Regions from separate parts of the Homo sapiens genome. Here all the other regions are linked to region 3. Evidence: chromatin loops called from intact Hi-C (ENCODE). Cell type or tissue: OCI-LY7. All regions are shown on one strand. Links, peaks and the distances in the headings refer to the core of each region. The heading gives the core; the rest is flanking DNA.

What was found. Peaks named below come from ENCODE experiments on the same cell type or tissue, not always from the same donor. Only the 100,000 strongest peaks of a DNase experiment are listed, where the experiment ranks them.
Region 1: a loop joins it to region 3, with 7 times the contacts of the local background. A loop is called at or near these places in 93 of 110 quality-filtered maps.
Region 2: a loop joins it to region 3, with 7 times the contacts of the local background. A loop is called at or near these places in 73 of 110 quality-filtered maps.

Annotation. Positions count from the first base shown.
Region 1 is chr1:40,140,087-40,147,968 of GRCh38, reverse strand. LOC105378671 (a long non-coding RNA gene) reads left to right here. Exons shown (of 3, transcript XR_947232.3): 3 at 1-268. Among named protein-coding and RNA genes, the nearest start is that of RLF, 17 kb to the left of the region's middle. RefSeq lists an enhancer at 3,892-3,991. In OCI-LY7, for the core only: CTCF peaks have their summits at 3,589 and 3,790 (motif pointing left); a DNase peak (open chromatin) is centred at 3,758.
Region 2 is chr1:40,334,111-40,341,992 of GRCh38, reverse strand. No RefSeq gene overlaps it. Among named protein-coding and RNA genes, the nearest start is that of COL9A2, 21 kb to the right of the region's middle. In OCI-LY7, for the core only: a CTCF peak has its summit at 3,093 (motif pointing right); a DNase peak (open chromatin) is centred at 3,092.
Region 3 is chr1:40,401,910-40,409,791 of GRCh38, reverse strand. It overlaps SMAP2 (small ArfGAP2), which reads right to left. Exons shown (of 10, transcript NM_022733.3): 2 at 2,923-3,056; 3 at 1,054-1,139; 4 at 1-35. Among named protein-coding and RNA genes, the nearest start is that of SMAP2, 32 kb to the right of the region's middle. In OCI-LY7, for the core only: CTCF peaks have their summits at 4,551 and 4,759 (motif pointing right); a DNase peak (open chromatin) is centred at 4,781; H3K27ac peaks cover 1,199 bases.

The sequences.
Region 1 (7,882 bases), core at 999-5,998, 260 kb after region 3:
CATTTGATGTGACATCATGAGTATTGGTTGGTAACCTCAACTAGAGAAGTTTCTGTAGATCTCTGGTATGGAATCCTGTCTGAAGAAGATTGAAGAATTAATGTGAGATATGAAAGTAAAAAGAGCAGGGCAATTACCCTCTTCAGAAGTTTTTCTGAGAAAGAGGAGAATAAAACCGGGGCTGTGCTATTAAGGGGATATGAGGTTTTGGAAGGAATTCTTAAAGATAAGTTTATTAGTATGTTCTCATGCCTGTAATAAAGACATAACCGAGACTGGGTAATTCATAAAGGAAAGAGGTTTAATTGACTCATACTTCCACACGGCTGGAGAAGCCTCACAATCACAGCAGAAGGCCAAAAAGAAACAAAGTCGTGTCTTACATGGTGGCAGGCAGAGAGTTTGTGTAGGGGAGCACCCCTTTATAAAACCATCAGATCCTGTGAGACTTACTCACTATCATGAGAGCAGCACAGGAAAGATCTGCCCCCATGATTCAGTTACCTCCCACAGGTACCTCCCACAACGCGTGGGAATTACAATTCAAGATGAGATTTGGGTGGGGACACAGCCAAACCATGTCAACAGGAGATTCTAGAGCATGGTTGCATGTGTATGGAAATGATACAGGAAAATAGGAGAAAATTTAATGTAGAAAACAGGGTGGGGGGATTGCAGGAGAAAAGTCCTTGAGAAGGCAAGAGGGCATGGCATCCAGAATACAAGAAGTTTGATCTGCAATAGAAATTAGATATGTATTTTTATTTCAAAAGGAGGGAATCTGGAGAGTATGGGTACAGATGCAAGTAGGTGTATAGATTTGGCAGTGGGAGATTTGGGAGTCATTGCCTGAGTGCTTCTTTTTGCTCCATGACTTGTGAGAGAAAGCTGAGGTGGTAGAGAAAGGCAATGTTGAGCCTTTGAGGAGACAGTAAAAACTTTGTTAGAGTTGTTTTAGAGTGAGAAAAAAAGAATGCATTCTAGATATGTGCAGGAAGATTGCAGGACAGTGTTGAGTGGCATCATTCATTTACTCAACAAATATTCACTGAAAGTCTACCATGTTTCAGGTACTGTCCTAGAGGCTAAAAATACATCATGAAAAAAAACAAGTCCTGGGTTTTATATTCTTTTCTCCCTCAGAAGTTATAATACAGTTAATTTAATTGCAACTTTCTTTATCATATTCCAGTTCTATGGATACTCCCAGGTCCCCCCCATACCCCCCAACCCAACCACCGGCTTGAGTGAACCTAGATATCTCTCAATACATCATGAGTAAGACACAAACGATGAGTTAGAGTGGTTACATTTTTAAGATCCATCTGTTTAGATTCATGGAACATTGTGGACAACTACTATGGTCAAGGTAAATTTTTCTCATTATGGGTAAAACCCAGAGGGCTCTAGGGTCAGGTTTGTCAGGTTTGGATCCCAGCTCCGACTGCTTATTCGTTGTGTGCCTTTAGATCATTTAATTTCATTGAGCCTTGGGTTCCTCATCTTAAGGTGGACATTGTAACAGCATGTGTCTCATAATTCTCATAGTTGTGGGTCCTAATGAGATTTATCCAAAGAGCGGAGAATGAGGCCAGATGCACAGTAAGCACTCAGTGTCACTAGTATTACTCCTATAAGGTTCAGCTTCAGAGGATAACTTTAGTTTCCTTTACTGTAGTCCCTCCACACCTACTGACCATGGATGCCATCTATTTTCACGACTTTGTCCTGTGAGTGACAAAATGATCAAGAGGACAGACCCATACTGTGGATCATCAAAGGAGCTGATTGATTAGGCTAGGATTTCTGATTTGCAAATTCAATAACTTGATTCTATCATTTCACCTAGGTTGTGATTAAGGCACAAGAGCCCAAATTACTAATTTACCTTAAGAAATATAATGGTATCTCTACAGAAAAGTCAGCTTGGGAAGCAAAATTAACACCGGAAGTTTGCTTAGGGAGGGTACAATTGGTGTAAAGGGAATGAGAAGATCTTAAACCACCATTGTTCCAACACCCTAGCTTCTCCCACGGTTATTTTTTATCCTTTCTTTCTCTACCCCCCAAATCTAATCAGGTTAGATTCTAAGTCCTATTAATTTGTGCTCAGGAAACTTTCTCCCATATTTTCTCTTACCCATTTCTACTTCTCCATGCCTGGGGAATGAGAGTATATAGATAACACAAAATAATGTCCTCTAAAGGTCTTCAAATGAGAAGCATTTGAAGAGTGAGAGTGGCTTCCAGGTGAGGGAGAGGATGTGCTTCAGAAGCTGATTTTGATTATCATTTCCCATGGCTGGACTTGCTGCCATCACCTCCCTGGGACCCTGGGAACATTTTGTTCCTTTCCCAGGGGCTCAGCATTCCCTTCTGGGAGGCTTTGTTGCTCCCATTTTGATGAAGGGTTAGGGGCCCAAAGGTAGAGAACCCCCAAAGGAGATGGGAATCCAAAAATCTCACAGATGCTATTTCAGACTTTCCCCTCCTGCCAAAGTCTCCCTGGAGAATCCTTCTTTCCTCTGCCCTTTGGGAGATTTTATATTTGTTGGATTTAAGGGAGGGGCAGTTCCTTCATCGTACCACTACCGTTAGACATGCCCTACTTTGCTCTTGCTTGAATGATTGCAAGGGCTTCCCAACAGGCATTCCTGCTTCTAGTTCATCCCCTTGCTCCCCGAGATTCATCTTCCTAAATTTGACTCCATTGTTTAAGATTGTTCAGTCCCTTCTTGCTTCAAATAGAATCGAAATCTTCAGCCTGCCTATTAGGTTCTACCACCTGGCCTTATCACCTGCTATTCCTAAAAGCACCAGAATTTCTTGTTAGCACCCCATACATGTTGCTACCCCACCCCCCAACATATAATTTTCCTGCCTTTGTGTCTGCTCAATTTGTCACCTTTTCTTGGAAACTCCCTTCTATGTGTACTAAATACAATTAACGGGGCATATCATCCAGTCATGGCAGAGGCCCCCAGTTACATTAACCTTCAGCAAACCCTAAACTTTTTCTCACTTCAGGGCCTCTGTACTTGTTCTTCCCTCTATCTGGAACATTCTTCACTTGTCCAGCTTCTTCTCAATCTTCAGGGTTGATCTCTTAAAGTAAGGCCCTTAATTTTCTCTCTTCTAGCATCCTGTTCTTTTTTTCCTTCATAGCACTTACCAAAATATGTAATTATACATTTAAATATTAATTTATTTGTTTAATCCTCCACTAGACTGTAAACTTGCAGTATTCATGTCTATTTGCTCCCCACTCTATTTTTCAGTGCCTAGCACAGTGCAAGGATGTAAAAAACATGAATATTTGCTGAATGCATAAGTGATTGAATGGGTTATAGTGCATAGAACTCATGGTCTGTCATCAACAAAATCCTATATTCTCGATCTCTTCTCTGCTTTAACTTAGACCTGGCTTTCCCCAAAGAACACCATTTCTCCCAAGTGACATCTTTTCTCTTTTGTTCACTTCATAGATTAGTGCCTGGCACAGAATAGTTGCTCTGCAATTATTTAATTGCTGTTTACTGGCTGTGTCCTTTTCCCTCTAAGCTAATGAATGGTTAGGAAGATAGCTCAACAGAATGAAAAGAAGTCATTCTGGAGGCAGACAGGCTGAGATTGAATCCTAGTCCTGCTGCTGACTAGCTGGTGATTTGACCAAGTTCGTTAACCTCTCTGAGCCACAGGGTTCATCTTTAAGTGTAATAGAATTTTAACTCGCGCGGAGGTACTTTATTAGGTTGGCCCAATGAGTTGATTCACACTGCCCCCTAGAGGACTTCTGTTTCTGGGACAACAGACTCCAAACCCTAGGAATGTTTGAGGATCTTTGTGAGCTACTCAGACGCACCTGAGGGAGAGGAGGGCTCCAGATCAGCCCTGTGGGAGTTGGCTCCAGATCAGCCCTGTGGGAGTTGGCCCCAAATCAGCCCTGCAGGGGTTGGCCCCAGATCAGCCCTGCAGGAGTTGACTCCAGATCAGCCCTGCAGGAGTTGGGACACAGACAAAAAGTTAAGAGGTCTTGGAGAAGGCAGCTCAGACATTGACAAGGTCAGCAGTCCTCGAGCAGCAGTGGCAGTGGGAGTTTTAATGATTTCTGAGAATCAAGGAGGGGACTTGGTTTGCAAAGCCTGCCTTTGTTGCTACTTAAGCATGTGGTGGGTTATCCAGAGCTCGGAGATTTAGAATATTGCTAAAGGTGAAGTCCATTTGTGTTAACCATAGCTGAGGTCAGGGGTATTTCAGAGTCACATGTAAAATGGAGCATCCTTAATAATAAGTACCTGCCTTTCAGGGTTGTTGTGAGGATCAAATGAGAAAAGAGTCATGTAACATGCTAATATGGTACCTGATACATAACAATTGCTCAATAAATGACAACTGCTATTATTGTTGAAGGTAAGGCAGCCTCTCCACTTTCCTTTCTTACACTACATGCTAAATTTATTCTCTAATAATAAAGAGTCAGGAAAAAAATGGAGCAAAAATGTGATCAAATATGCACTTTCTTGTAGGCAGTCTTTTGCTTTTTTCGTTTTGTAATAAAATTATCCTATTAATAAATTAAATGTGTATAGTTAAATCTATTTAAAATCCATTCATAAATGGTAAAGTAATTATTATGTGGTTGCCAGTGGCCAGAGGTAGAAGTGAGGTAGAAATTGATGGATAAGGGGCAAATGGAATCTTTTGGGGGTGAAAGAAATGTTCTATATCTTTTTTTTTTTTTTTTGAGGCAGAGTCTCGCTCTGTCGCCCAGGCTGGAGTGCAGTGGCATGATCTCGGCTCACTGCAACCTCCACCTCCCAGGTTCAAGTGATTCTCCTGCGTTAGTCACTTGAGTAGCTGGCACACCACCATGCCCGGCTAATTTTTGTATTTTTAGTAGAGACGGGGTTTCACCATGTTGGCCAAGATGGTCTCAATCACCTGACCTCGTGATCCACCCACCTCGGCCTCCCAAAGTGCTGGGATTACAGGTGTGAGCCACCGCGCCCGGCCCATTTAATACATTTTAATTTAACTTGACTACTATCTGCAATAGCAATGGAAATGAATCAGTGGGGAAAGATAAGAGAGACAGAGAAAGAGCGTAAGAACCCATATTATAACTCTGACCTGGACACAGAGCTGGGCTCTTGGAATACAAACTGAAATAGAACTGGTTCCTGACCTCAAACAGCAGCTAACTGTCTTATGAGGAAGACACACACATAAACATATAATTTCTCCTTAAAAAATTAAATATTCTTGAATAATTAAAATATGTATTTGGTTTTGAAAAAATCTGTACAAATAATAGTAAAAATCAGTCTCCCTCCCACCCCTGTCTCTTGGTTGAAAGCAACCACTGAAAACAGTTTATTCTACAGCCATTCAGAGGCATTCTACTTACATACAAGCAGAATTTTTATATGGTATGTGTATTGTTAGCTTTGTGTATGGTAGCTTTACTGTCTCTGAGTTTTCCTCCTTTAAACAAACAAACAAACAAACAAACACTTAACATTCTACCCTGTAGATGAGTCCATAACAAAACCTATTAAACAGATGGTTTGCAATATAAGATGGTAAGAACAATGGGAAAGAAATGAAAAGAATGCTGTGGTGTGGAGACTACTGGCATCTAGCAAGGGAAAGCTTCCTGGAGGATTGATGAGGCTGCCTTATCTCTTTTATGAGTATTCCAAGATAAAAATACAAGAGCTAATTAGTAAACCAAATGCTCTAGTTGTATACTAAACTGTGTTGTCTACAACTCTGATTGTTGTTTGGAGGGGAGCAAAAACAGTTTGAGCAGGCCAGGGGTGGGGAAAAGTTATTGCACAGAAAGTGGGACTGTCGAGGTATGAGGTAATAGGTCTTGGTACAGGAAGCACTGGGAGCCCATTGTGTGCAGGGAGGTCTTTGGTTACAGACTTGAGTATAGTATTTCAGATGACCCAGGGACTGATTAGAAGGATTAAAGGATGCTTACTTGTAGTTCTTTTTTTTTTTTTTTTTTTTTTGAGACAGAATCTCGCTCTGTTGCCCAGGCTGGAATGCAGTGGCACAATCTCAGCTCACTGCAACCTCTACCTCCCGGGTTCAAGCAGTTCTTCCTGCCTCAGCCTCCCGAGTAGCTGGGGTTACAGGCACCTGCCACCACGCCCAGCTAATTTTTGTATTTTTAGTGGAGACAGGATTTCACCTTGTTGGCCAGGCTGGCCTCGAACTCCTGACCTCAGGTGATCTGCCCACCTCAGCCTCCTAAAGTGTTGGGATTACAGGCGTGAGCCACTGCGCCTGGCCACTTATTTGTAGTTCTAACTAGCATTGCCAGATTTAGCAAATAAAACCACAAGGCATCCAGTTAAGTTTGGAGTTACATAAACAATAAATAATTTTTAAATATAAGTATGTATGTCCCATATTCAACTTAACTGGTCATCCTGTATTTTATCTGGCAACCCTGTCTTTAACCCAACCATGTGAAAAAATCAAATTGACCACTCAACATCAGGCAGTTAAAAACAATGACGAAGTGGGCGTTTTTAATTGGAAGAATAGACAAACAAGAAAATGTGTAGGGCTGGGGCCAAGAGTTGTTTAAGTGAGTTTAGGGCTGGTGGAGCCTGGGCCAAGGAGACTCTGGTGATCTGGGCTGGCAGGTCTGGGGCTGAGGTAGTAGCTTACAAGGTCAGGACAACTAGGTTCAGAGCCAAATAAATGGTTCTCATGGTCAGGAATGGCAGGGTCATGGCAAAGCCTGCAGCTCAAGGTCAGGGTCAGTAAGAATGGGGCCAAGGAGATGGCCCATGTGGTCAGGAGATTGAGCAAATAAGAAAATATATTGAGAATAGTGAGAGCCAGGTTTCTTACTCTTGGAGACAATAAGTATGAAAAGGGGAAAGACTAGAACAAACCCTGTAATTAGAGTCAGAGGTGTGAGCCTATAGGGTGTGTGTGTGTGTGAATATTATATATGATATACAAAGAGAGACAGAAGAGTAGATGTGTGTGTTTATGATATGTATAGTGGCTTTTTGGTTTTTCAAAACACACTAATTTGTAGCATTTGCTGATTTCCACGGTGTAAATACTCCCAGCATGAAATAATACTAGTTTCACAGCCACCCGCAAAGTTCCTGAATATTTAACAAGCAGCTTTTGCAAGTCCATATGAGCCAACTCCACTACAGTACTTCGGAATGTACATCATACGTATGATTGTGTGTGTGTGTGTCCAGACATATTTTTCCTAGTTGATATCTTGTTTCCTTGTCCTACTGAAAGGACTTGCAAGACCGACACACCCATAGCAATGAGTGCACCTAGCATCTACATCTTGACTTCCAAGTATCATTCTTCACTAAAAAGAAACCAAAAGTTCTTAGAGAAATGGCTGATTTCATGACTAGGGCAGTGAAAAATCTTACTGGTTCAGGAAGAAAGGAAGTATTCAAAGAATGAGGATGTAGTAAGCTAAGTAATGGCCCCTGAAGCTCTAATCTCTGGAATCTGTAAATATTATCATATACAGAAAAAGGATCTTTAGAGATATGATCAAGGAACTTGAGATGGGGAGATTGTCTTGGATTATTCAAGTGGACTTTAAATGCAAACACAAGTATCCTTGTAAGAGAGAGGCAGAGAGAGATTACGCAAAAGGAGAAGGCAGGAGGCAGAGACTGGAGTGGTGCAGCCACAAGCCAAGTGCCAGCTGGAAGCTGGGAGAGGCAAGGAACGAATTCTCCCCTAGAGCCCAGAGGAAGCATGGCCGTGTTAATATTCCTGATTTGGGCCCAGTGAAGTTGATTTTGAATGTCTGGACTTCAGAACCATGAGAACTGCAGCTGTTTTAAGCCACCGAGTTTGTGGTACACTGTTA
Region 2 (7,882 bases), core at 999-5,998, 67 kb after region 3:
ATTGTTTGAGCCTGGAGAGTCAAGGCTGCAGTGAACTGTGGTTGCACCACTGAATTCCAGCCTGGGCAATAGAGCAAGACACTGTCAAAAAAAAAAAAAAGTTCAGAGTATTCTGTCACATAAGAGGTTTTTTGAAGAGATTAAGTGTGAGACTCATATATCCCCTCAGCTACCTCAACAGAAGACAGAAATAGAAACGGGCTTATCAAGCGAAGATCTGCAAAGGAGCATTTTGTCTAATGGAGTGACATACATGAGAGATCCACGGGGTTCTTGAGAATTTTATACCAGCAGAAACACTTGAGCTTGGACTGTACAGGATAGAGAGGGTATGAAATGAAAGAAGGCTATAAGATCCCCCAAATTCTACAGGCAGGAAACAAGTTGATAAAACCACCCAGCTGCAGCCATGTGCTGAACCTTTCATGAAAAAGGAAGAATGACTAAGAGGACAGAGCTGTGATCCCAGAGGGCAGAGCTTTGAGCTGCAAAGTATTATTTCCAGGCTTTGAAACCTAATGGAGTTTGTCTAACTTAATTTTGAAATTGCTTGGGACTAGTGACTCCTCTATTTCTTCCTTTCTCTCTTTTTACATGGGAATGTCTATTAGTGTTATCCTATGCTAGACCCAGTATCGTATTTTGGAAGCAGAAGCTTATTTTCTAGTTTCACACGTCCACAGGTGGAGAGAAACTTTGCCCCAGGATAGATTATGCTGAGTCTCATCCAAAACCTAATTTAGATAATATCCATGATAAATCTGAAACTCTTGAGCTAATGAGATTTAAATGAGACTTTGAACTTTGAGTTGATACTTTAATGGGCTGAGATTTTTAGGGACCTTGGAATAAGGTGAATGCATTTTGTTCGTGAGACAGGTATGAATACTGGGGCCAGAGAATGGTCTGTGGTAGGCAGAATAATGATCTACCAAAGATGCCTCCAGAACCTGTGAATCTGTTACATTACATGGCAAAAAGGGACTTTGAAGAATTGATTAAATTAAGGATTATGAGACAGGGAGATTATCCTACATTACCTAATAGGCCCAATATAATCACAAGGTCCTTAAAAGTGGAAAGGGGGCCGGGCGTGGTGGCTCATGCCTGTAGTCCCAGCACTTTGGGAGGCTGACGCAGGCAGATCACTTGAGGTCAGGAGTTCAAGACCAGCTTGGCCAACACGGTGAAACCCCGTCTCTACTAAAAATACAAAATTATCCAGACGTGGTGGCAAGCACCTGTAATCCCAGCTACTCAGGAGGCTGAGGCAGGGGAATCACTTGAACCTGGGAGGCGGAGGTTGCAGTGAGGCGAGATCACACCATTGTACTTCAGCCTGGGCAACAAGAGTGAAACTCCATCAAAAAAAAAAAAAAAAGTGGAAGGGGAAGACAGAAGAGAGAAGCACAGGGAGATTTTACTATAGTATGGTCAGTAAGATGTAACTTTGTTGGTTTTGAAGATGGAGGAAGGGGAAACCAAGAAATGTGGGAAGCCTCTAGAAGGTGGGAAAGGCTGGGCAATGAGTTATCTCCTTGAGCCTCCAGAAAGGAACACAGAGGAAAAACAATGGAGCAAAACTGGAAGCAAGGAGTTAAAATAAGAGGCAGTTGCAATACCCCCAAGCAAAAGAGGATGGTATGCTGAATAAGGTAGGTGCAGTGGGGATGGAGAGAGGTGGATGGATTAAACACCTATGAGGTATAGTCACTGGGACAAGGCGATAATATTTCTCGGGGAGGAGAGAGGGAAGTCTCTTCTCCAGGATGACATCCATAGTTTTGGCTTATGCAATAGGGCAGAGGGTGGGACCACTGGCTGTGTAGGCCACACAGGAAGAGGAACAGGTTTGTGGGCAAGAAGATAATTTCATTTGGGACATGTCAGTTTGGTGGTGCCTGTGGAACATCTGAGAAGCAGTTGGATAAGCAGGTCTGAGACTCAGGAAAACATATAGGCAGCAGTTAAAGTCAACCCGATGGATAAGATGGCCCAGGAAGAGTATAAAGAATAAGAAGATAGGACAGGACCTTGTAGAGTGCTAAGTAAGGGTGTGCAGAGAAAAGAAATCTGCAAGGGGCCTGAGAAAGAACAGCTGGAGAGGTAGGAGGAAAGCCAGGAGAGTGTAGTTCATGTAAGCGGACACTAAAGCTTATCAGTGTTGGACCAGCACTGGGAAGGAATCAGATGGAACAAGTGGGAGGTCAGATGAAACCAGGGTCAGGATTGGCAATTCTGAGGAGTTTGGAGTTGCTCTGTTCTAGCTGGAGAGAGAAGCACCTGTGGGAAGCTGATGGTTGGTATTTTCTGCCAGGCATAAGAGGGCAGCCAGAGGCCAGGTGAGCAAACCTGTTTAGCACTCTGGCTCAGCCCAGAATGGGCAGCTGTTTCCAGGAAGGGGTTCTAGGTCGTCTCACTGTGCTGTAATTAAGAGACTCAGCCCCTGCCCCAACTTGCTCCACGGGACTGACCAGCTGTGTTTGCTCTTCTCTAGCAGGGAAGGGGGATCATCTGTCACCTACTCTGTTTTCTGAACATTCATCCCACTCCCTGCCTTTCTTACAAAGTTCCTTCTGCCAATTAACCGGGTGTGGTGGCGGGCGCCTGTATTCCCAGCTACTTGGGAGGCTGAGGCAGAAGAATCGCTTGAAACCGGAAGGCAGAGGTTGCAGTGAGCAGACATTGCGACACTGCACTCCAGCCTGGGCGAAAGAGCGAAACTACATCTCAAACAAACAAAACGAAGTTCCCTTCTGCCGAAAACAAATATCCAAAGCGTTCTGGGCACTGTGCTAAGTACTTCATGGTCATCAAGAGACACTATTCTCCCCATCTCACAAATGAGGAAACTGAGGCTTAAAGAGATGAAATGACTTGCCCAAGGTCACAGTCAGTATGTGGTAGAACCAGGATCCAAGTCTAGCTGAATCCAAATTCTAAGTTCTAACTCCCCAGAAACCACGACTGCTCCCTCGCTGGGTTCCCACAGTGCTTTATCTGCCTCTATGCCCGTTTCATCTCGCTAGCAGCTCCTGGAGAAAGGGGCTTTTAATTCGTCTTGTCAAGCTGTCATCATGGTGTGCTGCCGCAGAGGACCACTAGGTGCCGCCAGAGCACCAGCCAGCCTGATTTACTGCTCACCTGGAGTCGGTCTAAAGGAGCAACTGGTGGGGAAGGGAGCTGGGCCTTTTCTTCCTGCCCTGCAGCCCACCTCTCCTTCCTATCGGAGGTGGGAAGAAACGACTGGAAGATTGGAAGGTTAGAAATTAGAGATTTGGCCGGGCGTCGTGGCTCACGCCGGTAATCCCAACACTTTGGGAGGCAGAGGCAGGTGGATCACATGAGGCCTGGAGTTCGAGATCAGCCTGGCCAACAGGGTGAAACCCCGTCTCTACTAAAAATACAAAAATTAGCCGGGCGTGGTGGTGCACATCTATAATCCCAGCTGCTCAGGAGGCTGAGGCAGGAGCTGAGGTTTGAACCCACGAGGCAGAGGTTGCACTGAGTCGAGATGGCGCCACTGCACCCCAGCCTGGGCAACAGTCAGAGCTGGTCTCAAAAAATAAATAAATAAATAAATAAATTTAGAGATCTGAGGAGTGTAAACTGGAGCAGCCCAGGGCTCAAGTCAAACAGAAGATCCTAAGAGTTCTCTAAGAAAGCTAGAACCAGCAAAATAAAATATTGCGGCAAACATCTCCAGGCTGGGTCTCAGCCCCACTCCTCTGTCCTCCCTTTTTGTGCAGATCCTAAAATGCACAACCCTATGCTGTGGCTGTAGTGGAAAGTGGGGAAAATGTATGTTACTGAGACCTATCCAGAGCTAGAAACTGTGGGAAAACAGGTGTGTGTCCTTGGGGAAATCACTTCACACCTCTAAGCTTCAGTCTTCTTGTAAATAAAATGAGGATAGGCCCAGCACAGTGGCTCACGCCTGTAATCCCAGCACTTTGGGAGGCCAAGGTGGGAGGATCGCTTGAGCCCAGGAGTTCAAGACCAGCCTGGACAACATAGTGAGACCTCTTCTCTATTAAAAATAAATAAATAAATAAAATGAGGATAATCAAGGGACCTACCTCGTTGAGCGGTTGTGAGGAGTTAAAGACAAAATGCATGTACCACACTGATACAATATCTGTCATATAGCAAGTGCTTAATAAATATTGTTATAAACACAATAATTATGATAATATAAATATTTAAATGATAAGCATTATTGTTGTATTTGTCAGGATTCTCCAGAGAAACAGAACCAATAGGATATATATAGATAACGTAAGAGGAAATTTATTACGGGCGTTGGCTCATGCGATTACAAAGGCCAAGAAGTCCAATGATAAACTGTCTGCAAGCTGAGAACCAGGAAAGCCGGTAGCGTAATTTAGTCCCCAGTGGAAGGCCTGAGAGTGGGGTTGGGGAGGGAAACCGGTTCAAGAACCAGGAGCTCCGATGTCCAAGGGGAGGAGAAAATAGATGTCCCAGCTCAAGGACAGAGAGAATTCACCCTTCCTCTGCCTTTTTATTCAAGCCCTCAATGGACTGGATGCTGCCCACTCACATAGATGAAGGTGGATCTTCTTTGCTCTCAGTCTACTGATTCAAACGTTAACTCTTCCAGAAACACCCTCAAAGGCACACCCAGAAATAATGTTCTACCAGCTAATATCCCTTAGTCCAGTCAAGATGACACGTAAAATCAGTACACAAAATTAACAGTCACTGCTGGGCGTGGTGGCTCACGCCTGTAATCCCAAAACTTTGGGAGGCTGAGGCGGGAGGATCACCTGAGTTCAGGAGTTCGAGACCAGCCTGGCCAACATGGTGAAACCCTGTCTCTATGAAAAATACAAAAAAATTAGCCAGGCATGGTGGCGGGTGCCTGTAATTCCAGCTACTCTGGAGGCTGTGGCAGGAGAATTGCTTGAACCCAGGAGGCAGAGGTTGCAGTGAGCCGAGATCACACCACTGCACTCCAGCCTGGGCAACAGAGTGAGACTCCATCTCAAAAAACATTATAAGCAAATCAAAGAAAATTGAGGACTACCAGATTATAATTTCTGACCCATTATCTTTCACCCAACTTGGTCTTGAACAACTAGTAGCTATTTCTCAAATCCAATCCACCTTCAAGGTTTAACAAACAAATAAAAATATGTTCACACACCTTCAAAATAATCTGATAGAAGTTCTGAAGATAGGCTGGGTGAGGTTCACACTTGTAATCCCAGCACTTTGGGAGGCCGAGGCAGGCAGATCACGAGGTCAGAGGATCCAGATCATCCTGGCTAACAGGATGAAACTCCATCACTACTAAAAATACAAAAAATTAGCTGGGCTTGGTGGCACACAGCTGTAGTCCCAGATACTCGGGAGGCTGAGGCAGGAGAATCGCTTGAACCCGGGAGGCAGAGGTTGCAGTGAGCCGAGATCGTGCCATTGCACTCCAGCCTGGGCAACAAAAGCAAGACACCGTCTCAAAAAAAAAAAATTAATGATCACCATTAATAATAAGTGGTAGTTCTCGGCCGGGCGCAGTGGCTCACGCTTCTAATCCCAACACTTTGGGAGGCCGAGGCGGGTGGATCACCTGAGATCAGGAGTTCAAGACCAGCCTGGCCAACATGGTGAAACCCCATCTCTACTAAAAATACAAAAATTATCCAGGCGTAGTGGTGCAGGCCTGTAGTCCCAGCTACTTGGGAAGCTAAGGCAGAGAATCGCTTGAACCCAGGAGACCGAGGTTGCAGTGAGCTGAGATCGTGCCATTGCCCTCCAGCCTGGGCAACAGAGTGAGATTTGGTTCCAAATAATGAAAATAATAATAATAATAATAATAATAATAATAATAATAATAAATGGTAGTTCTTAGCTGCTGCCTTCATGATGACATCATTTAATTATCTTCTCACACTACAGGCCTGACACATAACGTCCTCAACAAATATTTGTAGGATAAAAAAATAAAAATAGTTTTCACTCATGTTCTCTGTGTTAATCCAGCTTGTTGATCCTGGAGAGACTTTCTGGATGTGGTGTCTTTAAGGATCAACAGGAGTTTGCTGAGGATAATTGCACCTTCTATATTAAACAGAACAGTGCCTAGATAACAGAGAAAGTGTTCGGTAAATACTTTGGAAAGAAGAAAGGGAAAGAGGAAGAAAGGAAAGGGAAAAGAGAGAAAAGAAGGAAGAGGAAGAAGAGAGGAGTGAAAGAAAAGCTCAAGAAGGGCCTGATACACTGTCTCACGCCTGTAATCCTCACATTTTGGGAGGCCAAGGCAGGAGAATCACATGAACCCAGGAGTTCAAGACCAGCCTGAGAAACATAGTGGGGCCTTATCTCTTAAAAAAAAAAAAAAAAAAAAAAGACACAAAACAACAACAAAAACCTTAAGATTTTTTCCTTTAAAACTTAGCCTTCACTTGAAACTCATCAAGGAGGTTTTAAATTTGAGCTAAGGATCTCTGAGACAGGCTGCAAATAGGATCTCTAGCAAGACGTGGTTTTGTTTGTTTGTTTTTTGAGACGGAGTTTCGCTCTTGTTGCTCAGGCTGGAGTACAATGGCGCAATCTCATCTCACCGCAACCTCCCAGGTTCAAGCGATTCTCTGCCTCGGCCTCCTGAATAGCTAGGATTACAGGTGTGCACTATCACGCCCAGCTAATTTATGTAATTTTAGTAGAGACGGGGGTTTCACCATGTTGGCCAGGCTGGTCTTGAACTCCTGACCTCAGGTATCCACCCAACTCAGCCTTCCAAAGTGCTGGGATTACAGGCGTGAGCCACCGCGCCTGGCCCAAAATGTTTCTTAGAGAGCTGATATCACTACACTTTAGGTCCCGATAGTCCCACAAGTTTCCTCTAATGTAGCTGTCAGCACACTTCTGTCTTATCTGAACCCCTACCCTAAGTGTGAGCTCTGTGAAGCTAGGGGCTGTATCTATTTTGACCAATGTTGTACATATTTAGTACAAAGAAGGTGCTCACTAAATTTTGTTAGTTCTTAAACTGGGCTGAGTTCTAGTTCTGGTAATGGCAGAGTAGATTGTATCTGACTAACTCCCTCATAGATAACAACTATAAATTCTGCTAAAAATATTTGGCAATGATAAAAAATAAAAACTGAATTAAGGCACTGTAAAGTGACGAAAACCAGGCATAAGCTGGAAGGAGATTCCGTGTTTCAAATAAGGGAACCACACTGGGTATGATCCACATTTATATGGATTTTCCACCAGGGAAAATTCTTCAGTTTCCACAGCGCAGAAAGCTAGAATTCGAGCAGAAATTCAGAACTTAATTTGTCAATTAAATCAGAAGATAGAGTTCAGGCTGTTACAGTGACTGAAAATTGAGGGAGAAACCCCAGAAACAAAAGATCCAGAGAAAATAACCAAAAATCTGCACATAAACTTCCTCAAATCCTGAGCTAAGCCTTGAATCGCACATGCACAAATAAGACTCCAAGTCACTCAGCGGGGAAACCAATAGCTGGAAGGATGAAATTAATGAGCAAAGATTTTAGCTGCTGCTCACTGCAAGGAAGACAATTTGAAGTTGAAATTCTGCCACATTATCAGGGCTTGGTAAAAGACAGTCCATCAAAACCCCAAAAGGACTATACCTAAGGAGAAAACCCTGTATCCTGAGTTAAGAGATATAGCCTATGACCAGGAGCAAAATAAAAACTAGACTTAGACCGGGCGCAGTGGCTCACTCCTATAATCCTAGCACTTTCGGAGGCCAAGGCGGGTGGTTCACCTGAGGTCTGGAGTTCGAGACCAGCCTGGCCAACATGGTGAAACCCCATCTCTACTAAAAATACAAAATTAGCCAGGGAATGGTGTTGGGTGCCTGTAATCCCAGCTACTCAGGAGG
Region 3 (7,882 bases), core at 1,724-6,723:
TCTCATATTTGTCTCGAATAAATCCTTCAACAGCTCTGCAAAAAGCTTATTAAGGATGAATCCAACAAGCCTCTCAAACAGCAAGAAGATAAAAGATCAATTGTGTTCCACGGAGCATTGTTCTCCTCCTTCCCTCTTGCCTGGTTTCCCCACATGGCTCCTGCCTCTTCATATGCAATTTCTCTGACCAAAACCTTAAAATGCCTCTTTCACAGTTAAAGCAGGGAATCATTACTTCCTATGCTTTCCCTTCAGCGTGATGATAGCAGCAAGTGGAATTAACCTTCAAACTGACATTAGAGGCTGTATGTGGCTGTTCTAGAATATAGGTAAAGCAGTCAAATGTCTATTTTAAAGCACTTAGGTCAATAGGCCTCAAACAAAGGCACGTAAGTGCCCCTTAAAAACATAAACTCTTGTGCCCCACTGCCAAATTCTGACCAGTGGGTCTTCTGCAAGGCCCCAAATCTGCATTTAACAGGTTCCACCTGAACCCATTAAAAAAAAAAGAACCTTAACAAGATGATCTACAAACTACATTTTGAGAAGCACTGCCTTTAAGGGATTTGGTTTTGTGTCCTAGGTGCTATGCTCTGTTGAACAGATGGTGGAAGAAAGTTATTGGTTATTGACAAACTGGTAAACAACAGTTAATTCTTTCACCCAAGACATAAAAAGATGATAAAAATGAATGGCAATTTTGCTGACTGCCAGGGTTAACAGAGCACAATGAACTACTCTTTTTAATCAAACAATAGTTTCAGAGATCCAAAATAAACTAGTGGAGATGTAACTTTATAGAAGAATTCACAGTGAAATCACTGCAGTCTTAATTCCAGAGTGAGTCTTCTTCAAGTGACACCGTATGACAATTCCGACATTCACAAATACATGTGCTTTTTGTGCACCTTGATTGCAGGACAGAGGACAAGCAAGGACACTGACTAATCCACATAGAGATGACCCAGTCACATTACAGGACTGGAGTCTTGTCTGACTCTCCCCAAGCATCAAAATACCACTCAGCCTTCTAAGTTGCTCCAGAAAAGATACGGGTCTATCTGAGGTCGCCGAAAGGTCTCAGGAAGATAGGCTTCATAAAGTCGGTTTGCCTTTCCATTTCCCATCTCTTGCATGCACTGTGACCAAAGAGAATGTAGAAACATGGAACGTCAGATCAAGAAAGAACTGAAAAACTTCTCACCCAATTCCACTACTGTACAATTGAAGAACCAACCTAGAGAGTGTCAGAACCAACATTTAAACTTGTGTATTCTGATTTCCAATTCATGATTCCCTCTACCTTACTAGGATTTCCCAATCATTTGCCCCAAGCTGTCTTTCCCCCACTCCATAGGTTCCTTTTACTGAAATATTTGTGTACCAAGATACATTCAATTCAGTAATAAATCAAGATCTCATTTGAAACTCTTAGATACACAGCTACCAATTAAAATGTCTACTTGGCAGGCAATGATCAGTGTTATCATTCTGAGTTTATACTATTAATCAATTCCAATAAATGTGTTTCCCATTAGGCTTTTAAGTAGACTCCTTAACACTTGTGAGGGATAAATCCCAAGAGCTTTTTAAATCTCCAAATTCCCGACTATCTCCATGGCATATAATTTCCTTCATAAAACAGAGTGAAGTGTAACTGAAAAATGTAACTCACCTTTTTAGACCTTTAATACATCTATAAATACAATCTAAAGCAATTTCTAAAGCCATTTTCTGGTTAAGCGTAACCTCTGATTTCCATTACCAACTTTAGCAACTGGATTTGGGGGGCGGGGGGCTTCCCTTTTACTCCCAAGAAAGAAAAAATTGAAATTAAAGCGTTTCAATGTAGGAAGAGAATAAAAAATAATGAAGCTATATCAAGGTACAGCTCTTAGGCCAGCCAGACTCATTAACTTAGGAGTCTCACTCCAAGCCCACCAAGCTAACAGCATGCAAGATTCATGTATGCATTCCAGCTGTTACAGCTTTTTAAAGATGATAACAATAAATCTAATATACACATTGTCCTATTTAATATACTTTTAAGGTTAATTATGTTTAAATTTATTTAAAATTTTTGAAATTTTAAATGTTATCTAATTCCACATTTGTATGTGTCTAAAAATATCAGAAATGATGAGTTTACAAAAATGGATACATTTTAATATTATGTACCATTAAAATATTTTCTCTGTCTTAAAAAAAAGATTCATGTATGCATTTTAGTAATAAAATTTTCCCATAAGTCTATGATTTGGAGGTTTTTTTAAAAAGTGAATTTTTATTTATTTATTTTTTTGAGACAGGGTCTCACTCTATTGCTCAGGCTAGAGTGCAATGGCATGATCATGACTAACCGCAGCTTCAACTTCTGGGCTCAAGCAATCCTCCCACCTCAGCTTCCCAAACTGCTGGGATTACAGGTACGTACCACCAGGCCCAGCTAATTTTTTAATTCTTTATTTTGTAGAGACAGGTGTCTCACTCTGTTGCCCAGGCTGGTCTTGAACTCCTAGACTCAAGAGATCCACCCACCTCGGCCTTACAAAGTGCTGGGATTACAGGCATGAGCCACCGTGCCCGACCAAAAGTGAATATTTGAAACTATAAATTTTAGACCTGCAAATGCTAAGAGTCTTAGAAAATCACCCAAAGATCCCTCTTAATACTTTCGTGGGCCCATGGAATCCTAGACCGTAGACTATTTCTGTTTTTAAGGAGGTAAAATATAGGTAGAATAACTTGTATCTTAAATAGAAAGAATAAAAATTTCTGTTAGGGTACAAGAATCTGATGTTAAGTGTTTAACAACTAAATTTTCCTTTATCTTCACCTTTGTGCCAGGTTTGACTGAAATTCATCTGGAATTCCTTTTACATAGATATATGGAAGCAGCTGACTCACTCTTGGGCTAAGTACCTGAATCTGTTCTTGAGTCCACTGGTCGAGGTTAACTGACTTTACCCTGGATATGTGCACCCCCAGATTCCTGTGGATTCCAGCACATCGAATGCAGATGAACACACCAATGTTCCAAGAGGCCCATCGCGGCCCTGTGAAAGTCAGGAACAGGGCAATAAAGTACAAATTACAACATTCAAGGCCTAAACTACAATATTAGATTATCAGACATTTCTGCTAGAACATAAGTGAAATAATTTTTACCATAACCACCTGTTTATTGACTCTGCTCATTCCTCCATGTGTCAGCTTTTCTTTAGTTTAAATTTAAGTGTACAATACAGTGGTTTTTAATATATTCACACAGTTGTGCAATGATTACTACTATCTAATTCCAGAACATTTTCATTAGTCCAAAAGAAATCACAAACCCATTAGCAGGCACTACCCATTTTCTCCCAGCTCTTCCTCCCAGCCCCTGGCAACTATGAATCTACTTTTTATCTCTATGGATTGCCAATTCTGGGCATTTAATATAAAAAGAATTATATAATAAGTGGGCATTTGTGCATGGTACAATTTTTTTACAGTGTCTGCTAATATGAGTGTTGAAACGCAGATGTTATAAGACTGTTACTTATATTAAGAAAAATCCCAGGAGTGCAAAGCCATGTCATATTCTATTTGGCCGAGCACCTTACATAAACAGTCCTCTCCCAAGAGACGTTTTAGTGGTGATGGGCCTGTATTCACCACTTTTTAGTGGTGGCCTGTATTCGGTTTTCCTACCAGGAAAAAAGATAGATATGGCATGCTTGTCCATGGCTCAACCTGTAATTGAAACTGTGTTTATCTTCCCCCCAACCCCAGGCCTATAAAATATGCATTCGCATTAACTTAATAGGATCTTTTCCCCTTAGGCTGATGTTCCTACTTTACTCAACTACTGAAGTATCTTGTTTCAAGATTGCCAAATAATAAAGATGCTTATAGCAACAAAAAAGAAATCTCAAATATGAATTTTAATTCAAAACTGTTACAGAATCTCCCATCCCCTGCCAGTGTTACTCATCCTAATAATCACTCTGAAAAATTATCATACTCCTCTTCATAATTTTTACCCAGGAAAGAAAAATGACTTATATGAAACCTGCCAAAAACTTACTAAAAAATCAGAAATACTTCCTTCTCCATTATCCCACTTGGCAGAAATTTACCACATAAAATAAGTGTGATATAAAAATTAGAGGATGCAATAAAGAGGTGAAAAGACACTGATTTTCTACAGAGATAAACAGGGCCTACGCTTGGAACGACAACGAGCACAAGACTTCAGTTCTTTAGGACACAGACAATTATTTGGTTAGCTAGCAGGTTTTTAATTTTTTAATTTTTATTTTTAGAGGCAGTCTCGCTGTCACCCGGACAGGGAGTGCTGTGGCACGATCATAGCTCACTGCAGCCTCGTCTTCCTGGGCTCAAGCGATCCTCCTGCCTCAGCCTCTGGAGTAGCTGGGACTATAGGCGTGTGCCACCCTGCCTGGCTAATATTTTTATTTACTGTAGAGACTAGGTCTCACTATGTTGCCCAGGCTGGTCTTGAACTCCTGTCCTCAAACAATTCTCCCACTTTGGCCTCCCGAAGTGCTGGGATTACAGGTGTGAGCCATTGTGCCTGGCCAGCCTGAAGGTTTTGACAGCAGTTTTAATGAAGGAATGCTAGAATTGTGTGGCAGAAAATTAGTTTTAGAAATTTGAATTCATGATTATTACAAATAAGAATGTAATTTTTTGACAAAGATATCACTTATTTACTATCGCAAATACTGCAACAGAAGGCTCACATTCTCCTTATTACCACCAGGTGGTGCTCTCCGCCTGAAATTTTATCCCAATACCTTATTGCTATCACAAGCTCCGATTTACCTTCTAAAAAGATATTTAGTCCCTTCACATTCCTAGATGGATTTACATAGTTGGTCCGCCATGTATCTAATAAACACAAAAATGATTCGCACACTTGTTTCATGTGGGAGAGTGTCACGTCAAACACAAAATGAAAACCCTAAACTGATGTAAATGGGGTTTCTTAACATGTGGTATATCCATTTTAGGTTACAGTTTTCATAAAGGAACTCCAATAAGATCTAAGTTATATAAGATTTAAAATGGCACCAAGTTAATATTTCATGTTTCTTAAAGCACTTTTCCTTTGCTCTAGATTCCAGAGTCTAGAACTCATAAGACAAGTTAAGATGTATTTGTTTGCTAACAAAGTCAGAAGCCAAACACATTCATTAAAAATTAAAAGTCAGCTGTGAAATGTTACACTGTTTGCTTCCTGGCCTTAAGATGGGAAAAGGCAATTCCCAATCATCTAAGCCACTGTCACAGCTCCCACTCCAGCGTACTTAAAGTCTTTTTGCTTCTGAGGAATGCAAGGCTAAGACTTGGAGCCTTGGGGTGACTCTGAAGCCACTGACAAGGCCTCAGTACAGAAATACAGGCAACTGTATTTTCATGAAAAGCCAAAGAACAGCCTCTTCTCCCCACCAAATCCCTACCTGACATCCCTTGTGAAACCTTTTCCCAGTGAATATAGTGATAGTTATATCCCAGATACTCAATCTCTTTTAGTTTTGAGCCACTAGATTTATTAGTGAATAACTACATGTTCCATAAAATATTCTGAAATTAGAGAAAAGAAAAATAAAAGAGACAAATGTTACTTATATGGCTGAAAACATGGGGAAATGGTGTAGTTACTTTTATTTCATTTTATTCTTTACAGACAGGGTCTCTCACTCTGTTGCCCAGGCTGGAATGCAGAGGCAAGATCATGGTTCACTGTAACCTCAAACTCCTCGCCTCAAGCGATTCTCCCACCTCAGCCTCCCATGTAGCTGGGACTACAGGCATGCAACACCATGCCCAGCTAATTTTTTAATTTTTTTAAAGACAAGGTCTCCCTATGTTGCTTAGGCTGGTTGTGAACTCCTGGCCTCAAGGAATCCTCTCGCCTCAGCCTCCCAAAGCACTGGGATTACAGGTGGGAGCAACCACACTCTGCCAGTTGTAGGACTTAGGTTTGAGCACAGCTCCTTCAGTGATTACCTGTGTGACCTTCTGAGAGATACTTACATTTCCTGAGCCTTAGTTTCCTCATCTATAAAACGTGTACAATAGCATTCACCTCACAGTGCCCTAGAACACAGAGGGACAATAACTGAGGACTATATATAAGGATGTGGTATAGAATAAGGTTTCCAGAACCCACTTCCCATCCATCTTCCTGATAAGGGCCAGTTAACTCATTCATATATGTAATATATACCAACACTCTATGCAACACCACGGAGTGCTTCTTTTTATTTTATTTTTTTGAGACAGAGTCTCGCTCTGTCGTCCAGGCTGGAGTGCAGCGGCGTGATTTTGGCTCACTGCAACCTCCGTCTCCTAGGTGCAAGCAACTCTCGTGCCTCAGCTTCCCGAGTAGCTGGGACTATAGGCGCGTGCTACCACACCCCACTAATTTTTGTATTTTAGTAGAGACGGGGTTTCGCCTTGTTGGCCAGGCTGGTCTCAAACTCCAGACCTCTGGTGATGTACCCGCCTTGGCCTCTCAAAGGCCTGGGATTACAGGCGTGAGCCACCGCGCTCAGCCAGAGTGCTTCTTTTTTAAAAAGGAATATGAGTTCTGGTCCTAAAATATCAGAACCAAAATGAACTGAATACAGAGAGAAGAAATTTACCCTAGACCCAATTTCAAAGTCTTCTAGGCAACATGAAAATTTAAGCAGCTTCCTTTATTTCTCTTAAAATATTTCTTGAAAATGCACTTTTTAAACCCTCACCTGTTCCCTTTCTCTGCTACACACCCCCACCCTGCCCTTGTGCTTGCATATGCCCCCACTACACAGGCAAAGAAAGAAGGCCCAAGGCTGTCAACCTAAGTGGTGGGTACTTGGATTCCACAGTACCTGGTATTGCTGCTATAAGGCCAGCCTACTTTAATCTGGTAAACTTGCAAAAATGCAAGTGAAACCAATTGTTTCACTTAACATAATGACCTCCAATTCCATCCATGTTGCTGCAAATGTTAGTGAGTTAAAAAATAGTGGATCTCATGAAGAGAGAGTAAATCGGTGTTCTAGAAGCCAGGAAGGGTAGGCGGATGGAGGAAGAAATGAGGTTGATTAATGGGTACAAAAATACAGTTAGTCAGCCTGGCCAACACGGTGAAACCCCATCTCTACTAAAAATACAAAAAATTAGCCAGGCATGGTGGCACGTGCCTGTAATCCCAGCTACTGGGGAGGCTGAGGCAGGAGAATTGCTTGAATCCAGGAGTCAGAGGTTGCAATGAGCCGAGATCACACCACTGCACTCCAGCCTAGATGACAGCGAGACCTTGTCTCAAAAAAAAAACAAAAATACAAAAATACAGTTAGAAGAAATAAGATCTAGTGTTCAATAAATCAGTACAGTGACTATAGTAAATAATAATCTACCATATATCTCAAAATAGGTAGAAGAGAATAATTCAAATATTCCCAGCATAAAGAAAAGATAAATGTCTAAGGTGACGGATATAGCATTATCATGATTTGGTTATTACACATTATGTGAATGTATCAAAATATCACTTGTACCCTGAAAACATGTACATCTATTATGTATCAATAAAAAGAGATAAACCAATTGTTTAATACACATTGGTCATGGCAATCAAGGAAAAAAATATAAAAGATGCCATTTTGAAATTTAAAATGAAAAGAAATGCTGAGAGGCAATATGCCAAACAATTTTGAAAGCAAAGAGGATAGACAAGTGATGTAAACTGGTAGTGATCGGCACAACACAAGAACAAGGTCACACATAAGTGCACATATTCAACAGGAGCCTAAGAGCAGGCGTGGGCAGCATCAAGCAATACTAAAACTAACATAGAATCACTCTGCAATAAGGGATCAGGGAA